Regions from separate parts of the Mus musculus genome. Here region 1 is linked to region 2. The links are chromatin loops, found by intact Hi-C in ENCODE. Cell type or tissue: left cerebral cortex. All regions are shown on one strand.

The links. A loop is a pair of places that touch in the nucleus more often than their neighbours do. Peaks named below come from ENCODE experiments on the same cell type or tissue, not always from the same donor. Only the 100,000 strongest peaks of a DNase experiment are listed, where the experiment ranks them.
Region 1: it touches region 2 in a loop (3.0-fold over the local background); 3 of 42 quality-filtered maps call a loop at or near these places.

The regions. Positions count from the first base shown.
Region 1 is chr2:27,743,310-27,748,309 of GRCm38, reverse strand. All of the region lies in intron 4 of Rxra (retinoid X receptor alpha), which reads right to left. Among named protein-coding and RNA genes, the nearest start is that of Rxra, 69 kb to the right of the region's middle. In left cerebral cortex, a CTCF peak has its summit at 2,268; DNase peaks (open chromatin) are centred at 1,238 and 2,187; H3K27ac peaks cover 1,248 bases.
Region 2 is chr2:27,278,242-27,283,241 of GRCm38, reverse strand. It overlaps Vav2 (vav 2 oncogene), which reads left to right. Exons shown (of 28, transcript NM_009500.2): 16 at 852-953; 17 at 1,253-1,341; 18 at 4,035-4,051; 19 at 4,624-4,645. Among named protein-coding and RNA genes, the nearest start is that of Sardh, 33 kb to the right of the region's middle. In left cerebral cortex, CTCF peaks have their summits at 2,184 (motif pointing left) and 4,142; DNase peaks (open chromatin) are centred at 2,165 and 4,166.

The DNA of each region.
Region 1 (5,000 bases), 470 kb before region 2:
AATGAAGAAACCAATTCACTGGAACAACGTATAAAAGTACGCAGGAGAGTACAGGACGTTCTCTTGATCAGGGGCAGGATGGGTGACTGTGACAAACAGGTGACCACTGAGGTGATGACAGTGGTCATCCACAGCAATAGACAGTCACACTCAGAGACACACTGGGCAAAGGTGAAGGCACCCAATGTCCCATGCTCTCCATCCTTGCCTCTGCCAAGAAGCACTCCGACCTCACACAGCCCATAGCTTGGTCCCCTTCCTCCATGATGCCACAGGCCTTGGGACTGCCCACCCTGCTTCACACCCCAGACAAGAGCCCCCATATAGCTGTGAGCAGCCTGGCTCTCATGGAAGGAAAAGAACTAGTGGGGTGGGCAGGCTGACCTCTGGGAAGCAGGTCCAGTGCAGAGCCTCAGGTGGGAGCAACAGAGTGAGCGTGCCTTCTCCTCCCACCCACCTCTAACAGCTCCTGTGAACCTACTCTATTCTGTTCCTGCCTGGACAGCCAACATGCCCCTCTCTCCATTCTGGGTTCCTGCAGCAGGCGAGGTGGAGACCTGGATGACCTCCTCTCCAGACCAGTGCCCCAGGAGGGCGCCTTTCAGAGAGCCCAAGGGTGTGTGTGGCCCAAGGGATCTTCCTGGTGCTGCTATCTCAGGACCTTGGTCAGAGCTCTCCTAACCCTTGAGTTCCCAGATGGTAGAGCACACAGCTCAGCAGCATCAGGAGCTCACGAGCAGGGCAGCACCAGCCTCCTGCTCTACAATCAGACCTACCTCCTGGCCTACAACCTCCTTGAATGGCTTACAGAGTAAATCACAGGGCCAACAGGAGGGCTGAAGTGGGGAGGGCTGAAGGGGGGAGGGCTTCATAGCTCCCAGCAGCCACCTCCCAGGGAGGAGACTTCTCTCCCTGCCCATCTCCCCTCAGTCCTCCCAGGATCCCACTGGGCTCCCTTTCTTGCCACAGCTCTGCATCGATTCTGAGTGACATTTTTAATCCCCTGGCTACCGCTCCTTGCTGGGCCCACCAATACCATTGCGCTGGGGTTCTCCCACGTTGGGGGCCAAGCTCCCCAAACCCAATGACCTGGTTGTAGCAGAGACTTTCTACCTGTGAACAAGCCAAGGATGGGAGGCTGATCTGACGCCTGCAGAACACCAGCTGGGCTGAGGAACTGGGCAGAGGCTGGTGTTTTGCAAGCTTGGCTCTTTTGGAAAATCTGACAGCAGGTTGGGGCTGGTGTAGAGTTGAATGCCATGGGCAGATGGTGCCCAGTCTATGGGGGCTGCAAAAGGCTGCCAGACTCCATCCCTTCCCAGCTGGGCTTCTACAGGCCCTCCATGTGGCTGCCAGTGCATCTGTGTTAGGGTCACTCCACAAGTCACTGAGGGCTCTGGCCACTCAGCCCACCAATATTAAGCAGCCCCACTGAGAGACACCTGAACAGACCAATTGTAGCCAGGGTCAGGCAGCCACCCTATCCCAAAGCCAGATGACAAAACTCTTCTTCCACCTCAGGCTAGGACAATGTCAACTCAACAGCCTCACCTTCCCAGATGGGAAAAACAGACTCTGAGGGCCAAGTGCCACAGCAAACGGCAGGCTCTGGAATGAGCGGTATACCTTGAGCAGATGTGGTACTTTGGGCAATTCCTCTAGCATCTCTGTGTCCCACTTCCTGTAAAATGTCAATGCAGAGTCTGCCCTTCAGGGGACCCTGAAAGAAGTACCTGAGCAGGCTGGGCCCCACCCTGCTGGCCCAGTTTCATTCCCCAGTAAGGGACTTCCTTGCTCACAGAGACAGCCTTGGGATATGGGAAGCCCAGAAGGAGGCAACCCAGAAGGCAGGCCCTCACCGCAGCCAGTTATCCCTGAGAGCTTGGCCATGGGCGGGTGAGGGGCTCCTCACACCTGCCTCCCATGCGGGGGCAGCTGAGAATTAATTAGCAAATGTTTTGTGAAGCACTTTGAAGCCTCCAAAGGCCCCAGCAGCTCAGGGCGGCATCGTTATAAATATTATCGTTTTATTTATAGACAGCGGAGGGGGCAGAGGGAGTAGGGGATTTATGTTTTGCCAGCTCAATCACCTTTTAGACACACTCATGTTTGACTTATGCTCCACTGGCGCCCGGAAGCCTCGGGCGGGAGGCGTCTGTAAATACAGAGCCTCGTTATCCTTCCAAGCCCGCGCAGGCCTTGCGGGGGAGGTGGCTGCCGCAGACTGAGATTCCCTCAGCCTGCTGGTGGTGCCTGAAGCCTGTGGTTCAGCCCTCCCAAGATCCAGATGCAGGCTGAGCAGGAGATGACCCTCCTCCAGCACACCTGGCTCCCACTTAGGACACACAGTCAAAAGTGGAGTGTTTGGGGTACTGCTCAGCCACTGGGCACAAGCAGAACTGAGGGACCTGAACAGGATATAGAGGCAAATGGCTATCCCAGATCCTAATGCTTCCCAAGTTTGGGGCTCTGCCAGAAACTGTGGCCTTCCTCTGTCCCCTTAAAAGCCCAGAGCTGGGCCTTGGAATAGGCAGGACCAGGTTCTATCAACACTGGCCTTATTGCCCCTTCTGAATACCCAGGCAGTGTTGGACGGCTTCTTCCCAAGGTCCCAAGCTCAGGGTATGATATTCCCTCCCTCAAGGACAAGTCTGGGGCAAGTCCCAAGAAGAGTGAAGACACAGACAGGCATGCATCATGCACAAACAACACAAAAATACACAGTGGTCACCATGCTCCAACCTCACTACCAGCTGAGCTTGAGCTGTCTTCTGCTCTGTCCCACAAACTGTTTACTGAAGCCCCATGTTCAGATGGAGACACCAGGCCCAGAGAGGTAAAGACCTAAGCCCAGAGAAACAACTAAGGTAGGGCCATTTCCCTATAGCAGAAATGGTGGGTACACCCCTGTCTCTGTCTGTCTGTCTCTGTCTCTGTCTCTCTCTCTCTCTCTCACACACACACACACACACACACACACACACACACACACACACACACACGAAACTGCCATTTCCGCACCCAAGTGCTCCAGAGCCAGAGAACAGGGTGCAGGAAGCTAAGAGAGTCAGGAAGGAAATGCAAAGAGGCCTCAGGGGAAGGGAGCTGAGGATGGGGTGTGTAGTGTGCAGCCTCTCCAGCCTGCAGATCATCACACTTGCAGGGCCCCCAGCCCTACCACCACCTGCCCCAGCCAACAGGTCCAGGCCCAGCCTGAGAAGGGCACTGCCTACCCCCAGCTGGGGAATGCTGCCAAACAAGTCCCCGTGGCTGCTTGCACACGCAGGCCCCTGCTATTGCCCAACATAGATGCTATCAGCCTGCAGTATCCTTCATCAGCCTGAAGACAGGGTGCCTTTCCCAGGGCAGGGCCACCCCACAGGGAGACACAGCCTTCTTGTGGTCAGTTCCCTCCTCACAGCACCTCTACACCCGTCTCGGTTCCCTGGGTTATGTGTGACCAAGCCTGGAAGACAGAGATCATTAGATTCCAGCTCCAAGGCTTAATGACTGCTGCTCACCGGGGCTGGGTACCTGGGGGCTGAGCTAGCACGGGAGCCGACGGTGCACGTCCTGCGTTCTCTGGGCCAAAGGCCCTGTGTTGGCAACCGGCCTCACAACTTCTCCAAAGGCTGTCAGACTATTCAACTCTTACAGCCAACAGCCCCACCCACTACTCATAGAACTCTCCTAGTGGTTAGCCCAGGAGAACAGAAGGAATCAAATATTAATTCAGTCTGGGACTGGTCCAGATCCCAGGGTGGGGTGGGGGCAGTGTCCAATACCTAAAAGCAAGTAGAAGTAGGGACCAGCTCTTGGGAATCCTCAAAGACCCCTGCACAGTGGGCTCCCAGGATACTCTAGGGCCAACCATCTCAAGAGCAGGGCTGTGGACTACGGCCACAGGCATTGGGAAATAGGATAGGTCTCAGGTAGGCAAGAAAAAGTCCCTTCCCCCAGCCAAGGACCAGACATGGAATGGCAGTGCCCACCGGGCCTAAGGACCTCCAGACATCTTAGAGCTGCCACACAGATATACGTGCAGCCCAAGGGGCCAAGTTGCATGGCTTCTTTGTTTAGGGCAAGACAGAGCTTCACAGGGCTTATACTGAATACTCAAAAATCCAGCTGGAACAAAGAGGCACGGGGGTGCATCTCTCCAGTGGAATGGGTAAAGCATTTCTCAGGTGTCACACAGTGTAGCCCAAGGAACAGAGCGGGCTGCAGTGGAGTTCTCTTTTCTGCACCCCACTTCTACTTCTGTGCAAGACAGGTAGCGTTAGGCAAAGGCATGGGGGGACAAGGACTGGAGAGGGGGTGCTCAGTGCCCCACCCACAGGAAGTACATAGTAAGACCTAGACGACTCCAGACTCCCTACCTCAAGATTTACTGTTCCATTGGGATTAGGGGACATCATGTACAATGCCCACACCTCTGGAAGCTCAGGCAGCTGTAATCTGAATGCCAGCACCCAAGGTTAACCACTGGAGCAATGGTAGAAGGGTCATGTTAGAGCTAGAGAGTCCCTCTCTGGGGTCAGAACTCTAGTGCCCGCCACATGCCAGGTGTGCTAGTAGCCTTGGCTTTCACAGACACTACTCCCTTCTGCTGGCACACAGTACCTAATCTGTCCATGCTCAGGCGTCAGTCTGAACATATCTCTACATGGAGCCATGCTCACCACCCAACACTGGGTCAGGTACCAGCTCCCAAGCTCATGCTGACCAAAGCCAGGGACTACCTGTTTATCTGGTGGTCCATTTCAGGAGATGGGAGCTCATACCCAGAGATCATTAACAGTGCCCATCACCAGGAATAGCACTGAGAAAGAGTGCACTCAGGGCTGAGCTCAGCTCCTGAGAGGCTCATACAGCCTCAGGTCCACCTTCTGGCCGAGGCCCACCCCAGATCTACCACTCAAGGACCTGTCCTCCAGAGGGTATGCTGTATCAGCTACTCCCAGCAAGTGCTCCCTTGAGGGCATGTCCCCAAGGACAGA
Region 2 (5,000 bases):
TTGACAGAGGCATCCGGTGTCCTGCTAGATGGGCAGAACCTCAGACTTGACAGCTAGGTTGTGACTTGGCTTGGAAGTCTAGGAAGTGCCCCATGTTGTTGAGGGGGCACCCCAACACATAGAGCAGAGGGGCTAAGGGGGTGGGAGTGGTGTGTGCCACTGGCTCTAGAGGCCCTATGGGTTTGGGGATTTCTGGGGAACATACCACTCCTTGAGACTTTCCACGTGGTGAGATTTAGGTACAAAGGACAAACCTTATGTGCACGACAGTTCCTCAGCATTCGGACCTATGGCAGGGGGCAGTGTGTAAGAACAAGTAACACCTGAGAACTAGTCACTAGATGGTTGTCCGATGGGTTTTAATGAATGGCCAATCTTTACACTTGCACAGGGGCCTATGTACAGTCCAAGTCACTGGAAAGCAAGCACTGTGTTGGTGACAGTTGACTTGATACCAGCTGGCCACTGAGTGACCACTGATTCATGTATAGTGTCAGAGGGTGAGCCATGTCCTGGCTCACAACAAGCTGCTCAGTTCTGAGGTTTTCCATGTAATGTTATCAGTCTACAATGGATTATAGGTAAACTATAGACCAGGAGGGACAACTGCCTTCACCTGCTAAGCTTGACACTCCTGGGCCATTTAATAACCTCTGCAGGGTGCTCACCCCGCGGGCACTCAGGCCTGAGCCCCTCCCTAACCCTCAGTCTTGCCCCCTGCCCATCTTAGGGAGAGCCAGGCTGGAGCGCAGATTCCTGGTGTGTGTAGCCAGGCTCCTCATGCAGTTGTCGCTGTATTTGTGGGCTTAGGGAGTGCCTGGCCATGGATCACCAGTTTTCTCCTCCACCAGGTCAAACATCAAGCCAGATAAGGCCAATGCCAACCATCATAGCTTCCAGATGTACACATTCGACAAGACTACCAACTGCAAAGCCTGCAAGATGTTTCTCAGGTAGGTGTCTTCTGTCTGTCCAACCCTGGGCTCCAGAATCCACTGTGTAGCTGCCCTGTGACACCGTGGCACCTGACCACCCCACCTTGGTGCCATGTAATGTCTCAAAGAACCAGGATGATAACTACGGGGGTCAGCAGCCATGGCTATTGGAGGGTCGGGTCCCCTGCTGGGGACCATGGAGTGAGGGGCCAGGCCAGGGTGGTCAGATGCTCCGGGATGGACTGTCAGCCATCGTGATGACTGGCTGAGCATGCAGGGAGCTGTGCCCCACCTCACCCCAACCCTCCCACACACAGGGGTACCTTCTACCAGGGATACCTGTGTACCAGATGTGGCGTCGGGGCACACAAGGAATGCCTGGAGGTGATCCCCCCCTGCAAGATGAGTGAGTACTCGGCAGTGTGTGGAGATGGGCCCCGCTGCTGCTCCTCATCGTGAGGACCACTTGTTCATGTCTGCCTTTTAATCCAAGGGACACACCTGAGAGGCACTGAGGCCAAGGGAAGGGATGATCAAAAGCTATAGCTGTAACTCCTCACCAAAGTTCTTGTGACTTTTCCGTCCGTCTCCTCCATCTCTGCCCCACACCCACACCCTGGTCCCAGGGTGTTCTCAGCAGGAATGCAGGCTTCTGTCATAAGTGGCCCCGCTCCTGGCTCTGGCACTATGTGCTTGTTCTCATGTCATTTTTCAGATGAGGTGGCTTGAGGCCGAGCCTCGCTGGTGCCAGGCACAGGAACTCGACCGCGGAGGCTAGGAGTGTGTGATTTGGGAATGCGTTTGGAGTTTTGTAAATGGTGTTCCATCTCATAGTGACTAGTGCTCGCCAAAAGCCGATGACAGTTCTGAGAGGTGTCAGGGCCTCACAGCTCTGTATAAGTAGTAGATCCTGCTGAGTGCCAGGATCCATTCTCTGTGCTTCAAATGGGAGGTCCCTGTCCTTGCCACCACTGGGGACATACTGCACTAACACAGGAACCACCAACCAGAGGCCAGCTCACTCTGAGTCCCCGGGGCTGAGCTGTGACAGAATTTCTTCTAGCAGGACAGCTTTGTATCAGCCCTCTGTGCAGTATGGATCAGTCCTCCCGTGCTTGACAGAGTCCTGGGATCATTATCTGGCTATTGAGCATACACCCTGTCACCTTGGTCTCTCTGGTCCAGATCAGCCCCAGAAATTGGGTCTTGACAGTAGCTTTGATTTGGTCAATGTCGCCCTCTTGTGGCCATGAGCCCCTCATGCACGGCAACTGCCATAGTTGCTTCCTACTTTTTTCGATTCTAAAAGTTAACAAACTTAGTTATTAATATAGAATTAAAAGAATTAAGGCAGAAAGTAAACAAAAGGATATAGGATTGGGCATGGTGGCACACACCTTTAATTCCAGCACTCAGAAGGCAGAGGCACACACAACTCGTGGTTGAAGCCAACCAAGGCTATAAAGCAAGACTCTGTCTCAACAGAGGAGAAGCAGTGTGGTCAATGAGCTTGTTTAGACATAAAAGCATGGTGGGTGAGTGTGTGTAACTTAGTAGGCAGAGTACCTTCAGGAGGTGGAGGCAGGAGGATCGGGGTCAAAAACATCCTTGGTTATAGAGTGAGCTTGAGGCCAGCCTAGGCTCTGTGAGACGCTGTCTCAGGATGCACAAACAAAGCCACAGAAGTAACTGAAGACAATGTTTAGGCATATTTTAGGTTTTCTTTTTGTTCTTTTTCTTTCTTTTTAGAAAATACATTTTCAGAGTTACTCCCTCCTCTTTTTTTTTTTTTTTTTTCCTTTTCTTTATTCGAGACAGGGTTTCTCTGTGTAGCCCTGGCTGTCCTGGAACTCACTTTGTAGATCAGGCTGGCCTCGAACTCAGAAATCCGCCTGCCTCTGCCTCCCGAGTGCTGGGATTAAAGGCGTGCGCCACCACACCCGGCCTTCCCTCTGCCCCTATCTTAATGATTAAGATACTTATTACCTGTAGAAGAAGTTTGAAATGTAGAGAAGGAAAAGAAGGTGGAGGGACGAGTCAGAGTTCCTTTAGGCACCAACAGGCACGTTGGGCATTTCCTTCTTATATCAGTGGGGTCATTGATCATTACAGTGGTCATTACAACCCCTGGCTGGCTCTAGACATCGTCCCAGTGTCTAGACACACACACACACACACACACACACACACACACACACACACACACACACATGCTAGGATGTAACCCATGGCTCCATCGGTCCTCTGGTAGGGAATGCTGTTGCTCTCCAAGCTATGTTCCCTCTGATCTGCTCTAAGGCTAAGCGTTGGTTAGTTTTCCCCTGTGAACTGCAGCAATACCACAACTAAAGTAGATGGACTGTGTGGCCCCCATGGGAGCCCAGATGCCCCTAGGGAGATACCAGCCCCTCCTGAGAGCCTTTCCATGGAGAGTCCTTCTCTGGGCAGAGCAAAAGCTGTGTTGCCATCCTGTGGAACATTGCTACCCACCATCATGTGTGAAAGAGTTTGTAAAAAACTCAGATGTTCCCAGAGCAGTCTTCAGCCACAATAGTTGGGGTTATTGAGATCCCCCAGTCATACACTGTAGCTGTAATGACCCTTGTTTTGACCCATGCTGAGGAGGAAGGACCACCTACCAATGACTGGGGTATGTCTTCCCTCCCACATGATAGCTGAGTGACTAGTGTCCTTGGGTGTGTGGGACTGTCTTAGAGGATGATAGCAAAGGGGACCTGTACATCCACCTCTGTATCGCCTACCTGTGGCAGGTATCACCAACAAGGTATGGAAATTGTCCTGTGAGCCCCAGGCACCATCAGGTGACTCTGGCAGTTGTCACCATTCAGAGTTGGCCTGTGTAGAGAAGCCCAGGCTTTCTCATGTACGACTTCCGGTCTGCGAGCTCCCCATGGCTCCTTAGAGCCGGAAGTCAGAATATGCTGTCAAGGTAACTTTCATAGGTACGAGGCTGGGTCTATATGTGTCTATGATCAGCCTCTGAAGGTCAGCCAGCCCTCCAGTCGGGGGAATGCATACTGTGAAGGCCATCTCTCTGTCAAGGCTTCTACTTTGACCCCTGATCTGCTTCCTTTACAGGTTCACCTGCAGATGTGGTGAGTGCTCCCAGCTCTTCCTATTGCTTAGGACTCTGGCAGCTTAGAAACATAGGAAACGTAGGACTCTGTGCAAGCTCCCCTGGTGGCTCAGTAGCTGGCGTGTGTCTTAGCAGCTCACCCACTCTATCTCCCTAGTGCTCTCCAACTGCAGCTGCACCTCCGTGGTACAGCATGCCCATGGGCATGTAATCACTGAAGTCATTACAGGACGTAAGCCATGTCTCCTGAAAGCTGTTGATCCAGCCCTGTTATCCAGCCTTGAATGGATGCTCACTGAGCCCCACAAGGGCATGGAGATGCCGCTGCCATACAGCACTTAGTCGTGCCGACCAAGGCGTGTCCAGAACAGAGGCTGGGAGATGGTCAGGGAGGCGTCCTTGGGGAGGTGGGAATTGGGGTTGTAGAGTGGGGTTGAGGAGCCCAGGGTTGGGTATGACAGATGTTAGGAGAGGGAAATAGCGTTGCAGTTATCTACTGGAGGCATGGCCTGACACTCATGTCATAGGGCGGTACTGATGTGGGGCCCAGAAGTGCAACACCTTCCCTAACATCTGTCCTTGTTCTCACAGGATGCTCCTGGAGCAGGACCAGGTGAGTATGTCGGACTCAGCCACGTCTGCAGTCTGTATCCTCCCAGCAAGCTGGGTCTGCGCCTCTTTGGCTGCCTCCCAAGGTTGATTTAGAGCCCACTTTCAGAGAACCAAGTGCTTTCCATCCACAGTTCGTAGAGGTGCCGAGCTAAGCACCAAGCCTGAATGATCAAGAAGCCCAGGGGTTACTGCCATTCTTCTGTGCCCCTGGATGCTGCCCAGGCTGTTTAAACATTCTGGATGAAACCTGAGCTTCCTCAGAGGAAACTCAACCCCCACCCAGATGCTACCACTGTTGGGCTATAGTGACCTGGACCAGGCCTGGCAAGACAGTTCCATGATCTTTTGGAACATTT